2 separate regions of the Homo sapiens genome follow, and region 1 is linked to region 2. Evidence: chromatin contacts called from ENCODE Hi-C or POLR2A ChIA-PET data. All regions are on one chromosome and are shown on one strand. Each heading gives the region's core, a stretch centred on a gene start or an enhancer-like site at or near the end of the contact. The rest is flanking DNA. Distances are from core to core; before and after follow the strand shown.

Region 1 (4,275 bases), core at 371-2,870, 6.1 Mb after region 2:
TTTCACAATGTATATGAAATCATCATGCTGTACAACTTGAATAAATACAATTTTTGTCAACTATACCTCAGTAATACTGGAATGAACAAATGAACGAATGATAAATAATTGGCCTGCACTCTTCAAAAATCTCAATGTCACAAAAATACAAATGCTGAGGAACTCTTCCATATTAAAGGAAATTAAAAAGATATGGTAACTAAATACGGTATGTGATCCTGTACTAGATCTATACTGGAAGGAAAAAATGTTAAATAAAGACATTACTGGAACAATTGACAAATCGGAATATGAACTGTAGATTAGATTAAATATAAATATTGTATCAATGCTAAATATCCTTAATTTGATAAACATACAAGAGGATACCCTGGTTCTTAAGAAATTCACACTTTAGAAATAAGGGGTATAAGAGCATAGTGTATGTAACCTATTTTAGAATGATTCATAAAATACAAATAATAGGCTTATTTATATATTTATACATGTATATTACACATGAAGAATAGTAAAAACAAGTGTGGCAAAATGTTAAGAATTGGTTAATCTGAGTAAAGGACAACAGGAGTTCTCTATTATTTTTACAACTTTTCTGTAAGCTTAAAATTATTTGAAACTAAAAAGTTTAAAAAAAAAAATGGGCCGGGCATGGAGGCTCACGCCTGTATTCCTAGCACTTTGGGAAGCCGACGCAGGCGGATCACCTGAGGTCAGGAGTTCGAGACCAGCCTGGCCAACATGGTGAAACCCCGTCTCTACTAAAAATACAAAAATTAGCCAGTCGTGGTGGCGCGTACCTGTAAATCCCAGCTACCCGGGAGACTGAGGAAGGAGAATCGCTGGAACCCAGGAGATGGAGGCTGCAGTGAGCCGAGATCGAGTCACTGCACTCCAGCCTGGGCGACAGAGCGAGACTCCATCTCAAAAGAAAAAAGAAAAAGAAAAAGAAATACACACTAACATCAAGGAAAAGAGCTTTCACTTAATAACAGAAGATCTAAGTTTGTGCGCTACTTCTGTTTGTTAAATATCCTTCCTTAAGCATCACACTTTTCTCACCTGCAAAACACCATCCCAAACTTACAGAGGTCTCTTTTGATCCATACAAATTATGTGTATGAGAGATCTAACTGTAAATTATTATACAAATGACATTATAATATTAAATACTTAGGAGTTTGCCAAAATAAAGAATGGAGTTCGTTTTCTTAAGGTACCGTACACATTAACTACAGTTATAACAAACTACGGAATAAGCGGTAGTGGTGTAAACGGTGTTCCTTAAAGGAAGGTAATGTTTTTTGCCCTGTTCCGTCAAGTCTTAAACGCTTGACATTTTAAAATAGTTTTAAACCCTTTCCGGAATTAGAAGTGGTATTTCGGACCGTGAAGTAACCGATCAGCCATAAGTGTCCCATCTTTAAGGCCTGCTCTTTTACCCGTCTTGCAGAAGTTCTTCCGAGAGTGGGCCCGAGACAGCCTCCCGCCCGAACTAAACTCTCCGCAGCGCTTCCGGCCCTTGGCCCCGAAGTCTAGAACCCTGGGCCGGCCGCAAAGGAAGGTCTGCCGCGCATGCGCGCCCCGGCGCAGCCTATCCGGAGCGATCCATCTCGTTACGTCACCACCAGCCTAGCTCGGACGGCAAGCGGCGGGAGATTTTCAAAATGGGAGCCCAGAGGCACCGCCCAGGCCTCGGAAGGTGTCAGGGAGAACTTTCCGTGGTTTCAGCGTCGTCGCCTGGAGCGGCGGTTTAGAGAGCCGAGCCTGATGGGCGCCAAGGCCGGCTGGCTGCTTGGAGCGCTGCCTCGAAGGGACTGCGTGAAGGAAGCTAATCCGGAGAACCCAGGCCAGAGCCTGGAAATATGGCGACCTGCATCGGGGAGAAGATCGAGGTGAAAAGACTCGGCAGTCTGCAGCGGGGCGGGTGGGAGTAATTGTGGGAGGACACGAGACCGCTGTGGGAAGGGGAGCGAACGAAGCTAACGGCTGCGGGGCGGGCACCGAGGTGCTTAGGGAGGGTCCCAACGGCCCAGACCCCTGCTGTTTAGGGGCGGAGCGGCCCGCCCCTCAAGAGACAAGAGTAGGGAAGGCGGGACAGGTGAGTCCCTCCCCGCCCGGCAGTGTCCCGAGGCACTGCGGCTTTCTTTCAGCAATCCCGCCCGAGCTACCGCGTTAGAGCAGGGCAGGGCTACCTCCCACTTCTCCAAGGGGATGGCGGTTATCTCCGGCGGGAGCTGCGGCGGGATTCTGACCGAGCCCTCCGCTCCCGGGGATTGGCTGGAGATGGGAGGAGGGCGCTTAGGCTGCACTGAGGTTGAGGAACCAGATCACTAGGGTGCACCATCACCCTGAGCTTCCAGTCCAGCCTGGAAGCGCAGGTATCCCCGCACGGAGTCAACATGCCTTCCACCCTAGACACCTGCTGCATCGAGGTGTAATACCCGCTTGAATTTTGTCAAATTCCCCACTCGATCCATTTTATCTTCTTTTTCCAGCCCCTTCCCATCTTCCTTTCTACTGTGAGTCATCACACATAATCTTTAATTTTAACTTTTAAGGATTTTAAAGTTGGAAATCTGCTTGGTAAAGGATCATTTGCTGGTGTCTACAGAGCTGAGTCCATTCACACTGGTTTGGAAGTTGCAATCAAAATGGTAAGAATAAACTAATCAACTTCTCTCCTGTACTTTGCAAGTAACTAGAGAGGTATCAGAGATGTCAGAAACTCCTTGTCTACTAGCCTTTCCTTTGATTATAGTGTAAGGAACACTTTACATAGGCAGAAGACAATAGTGCCAAGTCCAGCCGTTGAACTTAAAAATATTTTAGGAAAGCCTTGACCTTGCTTAAGTAAGTTTTATCTTCATTAATGTTCAGTAGACCTCGTATGTGGTGTAATTATCCATACTTGGAGTAATGAGTAGAAATCAACTAACAAATAATTTGTTTATAGTTCACTGTGTATAATTTTGTATTTCCCTGTAACATACAAAATATTATTCTTGATTGTTAGAAGTCAGCCTAATAGGAGTAACATAAACATAAGCAAATTAAGAATTATTTGTCAGCCGGGTGGGTGGCTCACACCTGTAATCTCAACGCTTTGGGAGGCTGAGGCAGGTGGATCACCTGAGCTCAGGAGTTTGAAAACAACTGTGCAACATGGTGAAACCTCCTCTCTACCAAAAATACAAAAATTAGCTGCTGCTGGGCACGGTGGCTCACGCCTGTAATCCCAGCACTTTGGGAGGCCGAGGCGGGTGGATCACCTGAGGTCGGTAGTTCAAGACCAGCCTGACCAACATGGAGAAACCCCATCTCTACTAAAAATACCAAATTAGCCGGGTGTGGTGCTGCACACCTGTAATCCCAGCTACTCTGAAGGCTGAGCAGGAGAATCGCTTGAACCCGGGAGGCAGAGGTTGTGGTGAGCTGAGATCGCGCCATTGCACTCCAGCCCAGGCAACAAGAGCTAAATTCCCATCTCAAAAAAAAAAATTAGCCAAGCGTGGTGGCATGTGCCTGTGGTCCCAGCTACTCAGGAGGCTGAGGTGGGAGGATAGATTGTGCCTGGGAGGTTGAGGCTGCAGTGAACTGTGATCATGCCACTGCACTCCAGCCTAGGTGACAGTGAGACCCTGCCTTTAAAAAAAAAAAATCATTTATCTAAACCACTTAGAAAAAGAACTGGAGGTTTTGCTCTAAAATTTGCCTGAATTGGGATTTTTTTTTCTTAATAGTTAGGCTAGTTGTGCTATTAGATTATTTAAATTGAGATAGGATATTAGAATTAATTGGTCAAACTTTTACCAAGCACCCTCTCTGCCGAGCACTCTGCTAGGTGCATGGGGAAAACAGATAACAGTAGGTTGACCACAAAGACGTATAAAAGGACTTCAGTCTATTTTAAAGTATACTTTATTTTCAAAGTTCACTTTTAAGCAGTTTATATTTGAAAGTCTGTCAACATTTAAACCTGTTATTTTTAGATAGATAAGAAAGCCATGTACAAAGCAGGAATGGTACAGAGAGTCCAAAATGAGGTGAAAATACATTGCCAATTGAAACATCCTTCTATCTTGGAGGTAAGATATAAATTTTGTAGAAGTGACCAAGGACACTGAATTTTTGTATATTTTAATTTATTATGCCCTTTCACATTTCAGCTTTATAACTATTTTGAAGATAGCAATTATGTGTATCTGGTATTAGAAATGTGCCATAATGGAGAAATGAACAGGTATCTAAAGAATAGAGTGAAACCCTTCTCAGAAA
Region 2 (4,159 bases), core at 672-3,171:
GATGCTAATCCAGACTGGTTTTATAGAAACAAAATTATAAAACTGGAAGAGACGTTATGTAATCACAATATTTAAGACTGCATCTTCAAATAGCACTAAGTGATATATAAGTGAGTTAAATAAAACTGAAATCTATTCTCCCAACCAAGAACACATTTATGGGATCAGATTAAAATAAGCATTTAAGATCTAATTATAATTAGATTGATGTGACTGGCAGTGAACCTGAAAGAGCACTGGATAAGGATCTTTTTGTATGTCACCAAGTCAAGTGTTAGCTGTGAGATCTGAGATAAGTCACATCCTTTCTAAGCCTTGTTACATTAAACCTAACTCACTATAGTCAAAATGACTACATAAGACATCTTAAAATGCAAATCATTAATATCATCTAATAATTATAATTACCGTAATTCCACACAGATTTTCCTTAAAACTTACCAAAACTACCATCCATTGGATAATCAAGAGGGACCAATGGTTTTCTGGGTCCAGGTAAACTAATGGCTGAATTAAAAGCCAGGGCATCTTCACGCTCTATTTTTTGAGATTCAGCTGGCTTCTTCTGAGCTTCTTTTTCTGCTTCATCCACATGAATGGTGAACGCAGGCTGTTTACTGTTTGCTTTCCAAGGAGGAACGGTGACATGCTCATCATTTACAGGAAGATCCTTAAGGGGTGCAACCTAAAAAAAAATTAATAACTGGCTTTGAGCCTACTAGTCTTGCATTCTTTCTCTTATGGGTGTTGGCCTTTGCTTTTTCTCCCAAATACTCTATCAGGAATTAAACTTTCTGGGACAAAGAAGAGTTTCAGTATTCAAAAGAGAAGGGATGTTCCCATTTGTCACAGGCATTCCCACAAAGGCTATCAATAGATAACACTAGGTGGAATTATGCAAAACTTATCAGGGCCACAAGAAGGGTCGGGTGACAGGCCAATACGTGACAAGTTTAGGAAAGACAGCAAAAAAATTGTTGGTTCACCACTGTCGCCCGAGGGTGGAGCAACAGAGCAAATCCGGCTAAAATGGCGGAATTTGCCAAAAGCAAAGTATTTTGTACACGCTTTTCTAAAGTAGAGGTCATCTCTTAAGCGTGAGGAGGATAGGGGTCAGAGTCCTACAGCAGTGCCTGGGGTTTAAAAGTGGAGAGAAAGGCGCGGAGCTGAGCGAAGACTACACGTTTTAGAGCTTGGTTTGACCCCATTATGTACAGGCAGATGCCCCCTATAGAGAGCAGACCGGCAGCATACACACAGTGTTGGCGGGGTCCTGATGCTAATATGGGAGAACTCCTACTGTGGCAAACCACACACCAGCACCAACTGCACTCCAGACCCTGGCCCCCTTCCAAAAGCCCAGGACATGCCTTCTCGCCACTCTTCTCTGCCTGCTAAGCCAATGCCAAACCCTGCTCGACCCACCCTCCTGCAGATATCCCGCATCCCTTTACCCGTCTCGTCTTCGGCCTCTGCTGCTGCGCTAGACCCCGCGGGTTCCCGGACTTCAGTACCGCCAGCGCGGCCCGGGTCCGCGGTTGTTGGACGGGCGCTGCCTTTTCCGGGTTGATATTCTCCTGGTCCTCTTGGAGCGCCGTCTGCTGCAATGCTAGCAGCGCCGAGCCCGCCTCGCGGGTCGCAGGCCCCGGCGCAGAGTTGCCCAACATCACTGCTCCCGGGAGTGGACGGCGGGATCAGCCTGCGGCGCCAAGCAGCGTGCACTCTGCCCAGCCGACCACTCGCACCGACCCGGCCAAAGAATAGTCGTAGCCGCCGGTCGCAGCCCAGGCCAGCCTACCAGCCCGCCCGCTCGCTCACCCAGCTCGAGACCACGCAGGGCCGAGGAGGTTGCGAAAGGCGCAGGCAGGCACTGCCCAGCGTGGCGAGCCAAAGACGCCCAGAGATGCAGCGAGCAGCCCGCCGGAGCGGCGGCTGTTCTTGCAGTTCAAGTATCCCGCGACTATTGAAATGGACCAATGAAAGCGCTCGCGGCCTTGACGTCATTCAAGGCGACAGGGTCGCAGGCGAGTGAAGGGTAAACCAAAGGAAACTGAGCAGGGGCGGGGCAGGAGGGAGAAACAAACTGGCTGGGGCGGGAGAAAACGCCTGCGCGGGGCGGGGAGAGGTAGGATTTAGGGCCCGACGCTTCCGATTATTTTAAGCTGAGCCACCTAGTGAGCGAGGCTGTCCGAAGGCTGACTCTAAGCCTTTTAGGGAATTAAACGGAATTAAACTTTGGCGACTATCATTTGGGTTGCCCAGCCTTTAGCTCTGGGACGTCTAGTTAGCTTAAGTGACTTTTTCCAAAGGTCTAAAATCTGGGGCACGTTTTTCAGTATCTCCGATTCTCCGTTTTCTTATGTGTTAATAGGGACTAATAACTACAGTCATATGGTTGTTAGGATTAAATAATGTGCATAAATTATTTAACACGGAGCTCACATAGTAATACAGTACTCAAGTGTCAAGACTGTAATGTCATCTTAACATTTAGGCGTTTATTCATAGTAACCAGAAATTGTGTTTTATGCTTTTTATTTTTCCTAATGAAGATGCAATTAATTTAAGATGGCACCTTGAACTACTGTTGATATATATAATAAATAGCAGTGCATTACAAAATATTCAAATACAGTCATTAATTTTTTTCTATTTTTCCCCAAGCTGTGGCAACCAACAAAAAACACAATGACGTTCTAGTGACCTAGATATAATTATGTTCCTTTCAGAAGTAAAGTTTTTTAAACATAGTAAAAACAATATGACCTTATTAAAATAAAACTCTCTTAACTATACGTGCCTTTAACAAATTTTTATATTTATATATAAATATAAGAATATACAAAGCTTGCACATAACTAATAAGTATAATAGCATATCATTAAGAAGCACTGTTTTCTAAAAAATTCGTGAGTCTGCCCTTCTTGAAACATAAAGCTTATTTTCCATTATCTGTATGCCATTTTAAAACCTTTCAATATTCCCTTGAAATTAATAAATATGAATTAAGATTAATGCACAAAACTTCTGTAGCCTTAATGTCATATATGATAAAAAGAGATCTAGAAGATACTAGTGTAGGAAAATCTAAGATGGCATCACTATTTCTGCACTCTTCACTTGAAGCACGCTGAATAGCTCCACTGGTTACAGCATGTCTAATTAAGATCCCCCGACTCTGTGTAAGCTCTTCTTATTTCCTGGCTACAATTTATAGCACTGAGCCAAGTCCAGCATTTCCACAAACTGCAGCAGAGTCATAAAACACTACCAAGCAAAAGGAATATCAGTTGCAAATCAATCCTATCTCCTAGAAAAAACAATTGGTAGGTTATTTCCACTAGCTGGCAACATACATAGTAACCAGGACACAAAGCAAGTACCAGTACTTGGGTTCTGGTCCCAGCTTTACAAAATATTAGCATGTCCTCTTAATCACAAAATTTCACTGAGAATCAGTTTTCTTATATGATTTGACAAATTTTACAACAGTTGTGAAGATCAAATAAGGTAATATATAAAAATACATTTTGAAGCCTATAAAGCGGTCTACATGTTTATGTGTTTATGTACCTTGTAATACATTTGAATATATTTTAATTTTCCACATATTACTTCTCAATTTAAAAATTAAAACAGCCACTTGCCAAAAATTCATTAAAATCCTATTTAAATCATTCTACTTGTGTTTTAAAAATAAAAAGACTCTTTTAGTTTTAGAAAGTTCAATTTGTCAAAAGAAATAGAAGCATTACTTTAAAAAGCCATTATATCTCAAATATTTTTAGATATAAAAAAGCATTTGAAATTAAAGTACATACACAGTTAACTTCTAATTCTCTTTTAACATTTTTCATTTAAACAGACCACTTCTTTGGGACTTTACCTTATTTGTATGTCATGCTGCATCGAAGAATGAAATCAATGCATTTTGGTCATAACTGTCCAGAATTTCCAATAGAAGGGGTACTTTAGTTTTTACATTGGTGCCTTTAAACTTAAATTTATCTATGAAAAGATCAGTGATCATGCCTTTAAAGAAAAAACATAAATTTCCTGTCAGTGATTAGTTATATTTAATGACACAGTATTTCACTAAAGTAATTGCTTGATAATCTATTTTTAAGCACCTGTAATTCCATGATTTAACATACACAAA

What was found. Hi-C counts contacts between places; a loop is a spot of excess contacts on that map. ChIA-PET counts read pairs that join two places held with the same protein, here RNA polymerase II (POLR2A). Pooled maps may share reads with other maps.
Region 1: a loop to region 2 is called in a map of naive thymus-derived CD4-positive, alpha-beta T cell, with 10 times the contacts of the local background. The contact joins the promoter of PLK4 here to the promoter of CCNA2 in region 2. A Hi-C loop is called at or near these places in 1 of 168 maps with a recorded cell type or tissue (naive thymus-derived CD4-positive, alpha-beta T cell), 3 of 37 single-sample maps with no recorded cell type and 9 of 50 pooled maps. POLR2A ChIA-PET finds 5 or more read pairs at or near these places in 1 of 52 experiments (activated T-cell).

The regions. Positions count from the first base shown.
Region 1 is chr4:127,879,273-127,883,547 of GRCh38, forward strand. PLK4 (polo like kinase 4) reads left to right here and starts at 1,621. Exons shown (of 16, transcript NM_014264.5): 1 at 1,621-1,892; 2 at 2,559-2,654; 3 at 3,990-4,085; 4 at 4,167-4,275. The coding sequence starts at 1,863. RefSeq lists an enhancer at 1,705-1,944.
Region 2 is chr4:121,821,962-121,826,120 of GRCh38, forward strand. It overlaps CCNA2 (cyclin A2), which reads right to left and starts at 1,922. Exons shown (of 8, transcript NM_001237.5): 1 at 1,455-1,922; 2 at 442-685. The coding sequence starts at 1,667. BBS7 (Bardet-Biedl syndrome 7) reads right to left here. Exons shown (of 19, transcript NM_176824.3): 19 at 2,368-4,032. The coding sequence ends at 3,899. RefSeq lists enhancers at 1,461-1,510, 1,701-1,770.